Linked DNA regions of Homo sapiens: regions 1 and 2 are each linked to region 3. Evidence: read pairs that join two places in POLR2A ChIA-PET (ENCODE). Cell type or tissue: MCF 10A. All regions are shown on one strand. Region 1 overlaps MIR222HG (miR222/221 cluster host gene). Region 2 overlaps MIR222HG (miR222/221 cluster host gene). Region 3 has its middle 120 kb from the start of LINC01204.

Region 1 (2,500 bases), 140 kb before region 3:
GTAGATTGAGAATTTTGACTTAGAAGATGAGGGCATGTTATCCTAGCCCGTGGGTTCAGAGTGCTTGGAAGTCTCTTTAAAAAAAAAAAAAAATCCCCTGGCCTTGGACTGAGCCTGCTCTTGGAGGATTTATTAATCATGCCGGCCTTCATTCTTTCCTTTGTTTGTTCATTCCTTCATTTGTCCATACTCTCGCATAAGTCATTCAACATCTACCTGCAAATAGGTGAAAGAAAGGATGGGAGTGAGAGTCCATCAGGGGACGGGAGAGGAGAAGCAATAAACTCACTCTATGTTCCTTTCACCTCACTGACTGCATCTTGTATCTGATTGTTTGTCCCTTTGGAGACAACGTATATTTCACAGACAGACACTCACAACACTCATGAAGGTCTTTAAGCATCTTCCTTTGGGAGCTGCATTTCTTTTTTTAAAGTGAGAGGAGAAAATGCTTGTGAGGGAAAAACAGTGCAGAGAAATGGTTTTTCTTTCTTTCTTTTTAATGTTGGCGGAAGAAGGGTTCATAGTAGGGAACGTATCAGTAAATATAATCTAAGAGCACTCATGCTTTCAAATAATTTCCTTGTTTAAAGATATTAAGTGCAGTAGCGTTTACAATTAATGATCACAACCAGTTACAGATTGCTTTGTTCTTTCTCTACTCCTGCTGCTTCACCTGCCTACGCTTATAATAAAAGAACATTAAGAGACAACAAAGGCCATCACAAAGATGTCTTCAAAAATAATTTTAAAATAGAATTTTAATTAATTTAAAGGTAAGAAGTGTTGCCATGCCCTCAATCAAATTTATTATGACTTTTTGAAAATATCTCTAAGTAAATATATAGAAAATGAGGAATGAACATAGGGGAGGGCTTTTGGAATTTATACTACTATTCTTTCAAAAAATATTACTCGTCTCCATGTTGCAGTTAGGAATACGCTTCCTTAAGACAGAGTCATTATCTTTACTTGTTATTTAAATCTTGATATCACCTCCTATAGTTTTTGAAAGACATCACTCTTCAAGTTGTCTTCAATGGCACAAACTATACCTGTGCATTTTCTGAAACAAGTTTGACCATACCAGCAAAGGCAATGAAAATGCTTTGTCTTTCAGCATGAAATGTGAAGTCTACATTATTAGTGGGTATATATGGCCCAAGGGAAGAAAATGTTGAAGTAGATTTAAAAACAAAAACAAAATCACTCACACTCTAAAAGAATGTCTCAGTATTTCAAGGCTCTTCTCTCTCTCTGTGTTAAAACCAATAAGGAGGCCTCAGGACAAGTTAGGTTGATAATGACAGTGAATATCTACCTTTCTCCCCATTCCGTTTGACATCCATACTCCAAAAGACCTTCCCTTATTTGCTATGCATGGGTAGCAGGGAGATTATAGAGAAACTGTTCTTTTTCCTGCTTTCTTTTTTTACTGCTGGGGGAGTGATCACTTTCCTACAGCTCTTGTCCACCTGGCCCTTGAGGCGTTTGGAGTTTTGGTAAGGTGTTAACAAAAATTGTCTCAGGTGCCAACTAAATTTCATAAGCTTATAGCAGCACAACAGACTAAGACACCACATGGGAAATGTACATTTTACAAAAATATATTATACATCTACCATGTCTACCATGTGCCTTAGAGAGTTCTGGGTCTGGTAATACAGCAGTGAATAAAGTCCCCGCTCACATGGAGCGGGTAGGCTGATGGTGATGGAACTCATAAGTATACGGCAGGTGTTAGTAAACACTGCGGAGAAAAATAAAGCTGTGTCAGAGAGAGAGTACCTGGGGATCAGGGGTAGAGCGACGTTAACCAGGGCTAATAGGAAGGCCTCTTTGATGTTATTAGGCCAGTGAGGAATCAGCTGTGGGAGTGTCTGGAGGAAGAGGATTCCAGGCAGAGAAAATAAAAAAGTAACTGCAGTAGAGACGGGAGCAGGCTTTGTGTGTCCAAGAGACACATCATGGCAGATCAGGTAGGACTCTGTTGGCCACAGTAAGAAGCTGTTTGGAAGGTAGGAAATGATAACTAGAGAGAGTGAAGATGGTATTCTGAGAGTCTATGTGATTTATTGTAGGGATCCCGGAGAGTCGAGCCCCTTGTGCCTCATAACTGGAGTGTTTACAAGCCGTGTAAGGCCTTCTTGCAGTAAAATGCTACTTTTGTAATTTAAATTATTATGCTATGAAAACCTTAGCAAAGATAGATAAAGTTGAACTATTTGAAGCACAATTACAGCTAAAAAGCGCAAAGTGGGCAATTCTTCCTATCACATCTACTCCTCAGAGAGATGTGGGGTACCTGAATGTCTAACTGTGGAATGTTTTGATTTGATTTAAATTTGCCAAAAACTCATCTTCCATAAGGCATATCTTTGCTGATTTTTGCACTCAGTAACAAGCAGTTTAGAATTTTGAACTGAAGGGATTTTAAATCCATGTTTAAAGTGCTTTCATTTTAAAATAATTCTTAGTTTTATGTTCAGTCAGATGATAA
Region 2 (2,500 bases), 150 kb before region 3:
TACTTTTGGTTCCTGTTCTGTTACTTTCAAAATCTTAAAATCCTTAACTCAAAAGGGAAAATGTATAATAAAACAGGATAGCAGTGCTGAAATTTCTCTCTCTTAGCAGTGGAGTGGGATGAGGGTGGGGGAGGGAGATGAATCTAGTGAGATATATTAATTGTTTTTTCCCCCTCTTGTATACTTGGATAACTTTTGAGATCAGTTTTCTCAGACTAGCAGCTCTCAAGACTTTTGCATAAGTATTTATTCTTAAAGAAATAGAAAGACAAGATAAGCACGGCTCTTAAGGGCAGGTCCTCCAATAAGTCAGGAAACGGGTGATCCAAACTTGTGAACATGACAAGTCAATTTGACTTAATTAAGGAATGGCATTAGTTTTCTTGAAGCACATGAATTTATAGGTTTTTAGAGTCTTGAAGACAGAAAAATGGCAACAAAGCATTAAGGTATTTACAGATAATTTATATTCAACTGCTAGCTTATGTTTTCAACTCTGTATTTCATGTAAGTAAATACTTGGGGAGAACATGATGATTTAATAATCTGGATAAATACTGCCGTGCCTGTTGGAAAAAAGCCTCTAATTTTTAGGTTTTCCTCATCCATTTAAAATCCATTGTTTTGAATGACAAAATGTGATAGAAACAGGTTGGAACAGTAAATGCTAGAAAGTATATCCCAGAAGAATTAACTGAGAACTTCATGTTTTCAATTCTATTTGCCGTTCTCTGTTCTCAATTTGTTAATTTTTAAAAGTACATCGAAAGTGAGTAGCATTGCTTGCTCTGAATTCTCCTCTGGGGTCATTGAGAGTATTCACATTTTCGTATACCCTGTTAAAAGATATTAATGCCATGCATATGCCTTTGTCTTTGTGGGTGTGTAAAACAACAAACTGAAGGGATCTGGTCAAGAGACAGACCTCAAAATAATTTCTCTGAAATAGTGTTTGAATTTGCATGTTCGGGAACGTAAATGCTTTCCCTTTGGGCTTGTTTCTTAAGTTTTTGGTGTAGTATACAGTTTTACCCAATTAAATTTTTCTTTTGAGGTCTGTATATGTATGGGTGTCTATATTTGATTTGAAGGGGGAGTTTTAATCATTAGTGAAACAAGTGGCTGTTTGTTAGAACCCAGATAAGCCTCATAGTGTTGTTCCTATGACAACTGAGTAGTTGGGTGTTGAAATGTAGCTTTAAGTTCTTGGTTTGGAAATGTCATTCAGACCTCCCACTATAGTCTCATTGAGTAGGAGGATAATGAGAAGGGGAAAAACCATGAAGCAACATAAGTATCTCCGTTCGTTTCATGTCTTCCTGACTTGTCTTTGTGTACAGGATCGCCATGGGAGTGGTAAACATAGGTCTTGAACAAAGCAATACTTCAATTAAAAAAATACATGGAAAGGGTCAGAAAAGTTGGGGAAGATAAATAACAACACATGGGGGCAATAAAGAGGCAAGAGAAATAGGCTTCCATGGGTTTCTGCAAATCCTTTATCCAGTGCTGACCAGCAGTGAGAACATCTTGAACCAGTTATTGTATAGCTCTTCAAGAGCTGTGAATTTCCTTAAAATGCAATGTGGAGAAAATTCCTTTGGTAGCAGGATGGTTTACCACTTTGGCATAACGTTTATTCATCTCCCCCAGGCAGACTACAGAGGATACTGTGTTCTTTTAAGGCACATGTTTTTAAACCAGTTGTTCATTTGTCATTTAATAGCTTTTGTCTTTTTTCTATGGGAAAGACAAGGTTGTACTATTAAAATAGTGATAAAATTTAAGTATTTTATTCTATATTCAAAAAGTGCTTTTGAAAAGTACTTAGAAAAAGATTGTTTGAGACCTGTTGTTTGTGGAAATGTCTGTCAATGGAGAATCTATGGAGCACTGTATTTGAGGAGAGGGATTGTTCAGACTAATATTTGGCATAGCTTAATTATGCAGTTGTTGATTTTCCATGTCTGAAGGTCTTCCTATTTCCTACTCCTAAATAGTTTTAACTATTTATTTGGTTGCTAGAACCTCCTGAAGTTAGAAAGAAAAAGATTTCAGTGGGGTTAGTCTCTTAATAAATATATGCCCACCATCTCTTCTGTAATCCAAAAAGCTCTGAAAATCAAAAGATTTTCATGTAACAAATTTGGCAGCAAATCCTGACCTGAACTGATGTGAAGCTAATGATAGTCTTTGTTTAGCTCGCTCAGAATGAATCTTTGTATGTTTTACTGTAGAAGTATTAATGTGTTTGATCACGGAGTATTGTTCCAGACTCCCCTAGAGGTTTATATACTATATTGAATAGTCAACCTATTACCTTTATAAAATAATAATAATAATCAATCTGAGTGTCAGGTAAGCATTTGTGGACCCATAATTACTGACATACATTGAGTTCATATTATATGCCGGGTACCATTCTAAATGAATCACTGGCATCTAAGAACAGTGTCTGGCACATAGTAGGTACTTAGTAGACACGTTTTGGTAGGAACTG
Region 3 (2,500 bases):
AGGGGATGAAAAAAGTGAAAGTTTTAGTGTCCTCCTAATGTAGGCTCCTAGAATATCCATCCATCATTCTACGCATGCCAGTAACACCCACATTTGTTGCTTGATTTACTGATTCAGTGGTTCCTTAAGCATTCTATCTATATCTATCTATCTATCTATCTATCTATCTATCTATCTCTATTATATCTCTTTGCTATATCCCTCTCCATTCTTTTTCTTTTGAAGTAATTGGTAGGTCAATATATACATCTGTGAGTACCTATAATATGAATTCATTGTGAGAAAGATGAAATGCAGTGGTTGCAAGAAATAAAACTTTTGGGGGGACAATTGATGAATGAGACTCATTCACAACACATGGACTTTATTAAAATAATGGTGCATGTGTCATCCTCTGATGGAAGAGCTGGACTGGGATGAACTGTGAGCTTGCTTGTTTGCAGATGCTGAAGCACATAGGCCAGATTCCTCATTTCTCACAAGCCCACATAGGTATGCCTGCAGCATGGCATCTACAAAACATGCTGCCCTAAGCACAAAAGTGGATTATCTGCTTCTTTTGGTTGATGGCAGTTATTTCAGGGAGGGACTATCAACAAGTTTCTACTTGCTACAATCTAGGGCTTGAATCCATAGGCCATACTCACTTGGCCTGAAAAGACATAACCAGACTGGAAGAAAGAACCTTGCCTTAATTCAAATGTTAAAATCTCAAGAGTCTGGCATAAGGGAGGAGGAAATAATGGACAGAGTATTCTCAAAACTGGCTTTCTGCTTGCTAAGTAAGCATACACACGTAAAGGTAATGTAAATATATTTTCTCTAAAGGTGAACTACTGTTACCGATGCCAGGGTGGAAAACAAGACTGAAGTTGTTGAAGAAAATAAAGAACTATAGGTAATAATAGTACCACTAAAACTAGAGATGATGCCAAGCTGCAGGTTATAAGTATGACTTCACATGAAGCTGGAAAGCATGTATCATTACTTCGCATTCAAGTTCTGAGCAGTTTTTAGAAAATGGAAATGACATCCTTTACAGATTTAAATTTCAACATTGCTTTTGTTTTTCATGCTGATTCACCCAGAACTTGCCAAAGAAAGTCCCAGTAAAAATGTTCATGAAGGTTTTAGTAAAGTAAAAGACAAAAAAGATTTGTTTCTGAGGCTTTCCTGAGTGATTTCTCTAAATTCTTCTTGAATCATCATTCTTCGGAAAATGAGTTTGTACTCCTGCAGGCTCTGAAGGTCAGGATAGACCAGCTATGACTTTTCTAGGAAGTGAGTAATAGTAAGACCACGGGACTAATTTCTGGAGGCCTGGAGGTACTTTTCATTTCAGAAGCTGTAGGTGTGGTTTTCCCCTCCAAATGGCTTTAGGGAGTTCCAGAGGCGTGTGTACACTTGAAATGGGAATAGCCAACCTAAAGTAAACTTGCCCTGGAGGTTCTGCCAACCTCTGTCAGCTCTTACCCTGGGTTTCCCCACCCATAGTGACTGGTCCTTTATATTCCTTCTCACTCCTTTCTTCTCTATCACCCATTCCTCCAACCATTCCTCCCCACCAACTCCAAATCTTCATACCCATGCAAAAACCTGAGAATTCTTTGAATATGTATCACTTAGAATTCCTTCTTCCCGGAAAATATGGAAGGACACTGCTGCCAAATGCTGTTTGTAAGACTCACACGCAAGCTATAGCCATGGAAAATTCGTAAGAATCATTGTTGGGAGGGGAACACGTTCATAATTCTTTAAAAATTCATATTCTTTTTGGAGAAAAATTTAGGGTTTTAGTGTTAAAATGCAGCTAAGTGGCTTCATTTTCTTCATTCATTCACTCAATAAAAATTTACTGTGCACCTACTATATGCCAGATGTGGTGTTAGAAGATACTGTGATAGAAGACACAGTCACTGCCCACAAAGATTTTAAGAGTTGGTGAAGAAGAGAAGAAAAATAATAATTACAATATAGTGCTATAAAGACTATGAGAGATGTTGTAGTCAGTATGCCATGGGCAGTTAAGAATTGTTAAAGTCCTCAATGATGAGTAGGACTTAATGAGGAAACTGTGTGTGTGTGTGTGTGTGTGTGTGTGTGTGTGTGTGTACTGGACTTGGGGAAATTGCTGGTGTTGTCCAGCTTCAGACGGGCTAAAGTTACCACCAAAACCCACTTTCTAAAGCTTATTACACACTAATAAGGCAGAAGAGAAAGTGGACCAAGCTTTCTTCAGTATTCTCTTTCCTCTCCATGGTGTTCCCAATTTCTCCTCCCCTTTTCCCCATATTTTTGCTTCCAACTTTCAGGAAATAATTAATAGACTTAATTCTTCATGGTTAAGTTTCATTGCTTGTTTCCCACAAGAGCTTATGCATTTCAGTAAATGTCAGTGCCTTCATTCAAAAATCTGAATCTGTAATGGAATGTGTTTGGAACTTACGGAGGAGATGGAAGACTCACGGCAAACACCTATTCTACTCATCCTACCCATTTC

Evidence for each region. ChIA-PET counts read pairs that join two places held together with the same protein. Peaks named below come from ENCODE experiments on the same cell type or tissue, not always from the same donor. Only the 100,000 strongest peaks of a DNase experiment are listed, where the experiment ranks them.
Region 1: POLR2A ChIA-PET joins it to region 3 with 11 read pairs; 4 of 35 experiments call an interaction of 5 or more read pairs at or near these places.
Region 2: POLR2A ChIA-PET joins it to region 3 with 19 read pairs; 4 of 35 experiments call an interaction of 5 or more read pairs at or near these places.

Annotation. Positions count from the first base shown.
Region 1 is chrX:45,759,907-45,762,406 of GRCh38, reverse strand. It overlaps MIR222HG (miR222/221 cluster host gene), which reads left to right. Exons shown (of 2, transcript NR_170290.1): 2 at 1-2,500. Among named protein-coding and RNA genes, the nearest start is that of MIR222HG, 9.1 kb to the left of the region's middle. In MCF 10A, no CTCF peak of the experiment used is centred here; no DNase peak of the experiment used is centred here.
Region 2 is chrX:45,766,114-45,768,613 of GRCh38, reverse strand. It overlaps MIR222HG (miR222/221 cluster host gene), which reads left to right. Exons shown (of 2, transcript NR_170290.1): 2 at 1-2,500. Among named protein-coding and RNA genes, the nearest start is that of MIR222HG, 2.9 kb to the left of the region's middle. In MCF 10A, no CTCF peak of the experiment used is centred here; a DNase peak (open chromatin) is centred at 1,273.
Region 3 is chrX:45,620,694-45,623,193 of GRCh38, reverse strand. No RefSeq gene overlaps it. Among named protein-coding and RNA genes, the nearest start is that of LINC01204, 120 kb to the right of the region's middle. In MCF 10A, no CTCF peak of the experiment used is centred here; a DNase peak (open chromatin) is centred at 1,353.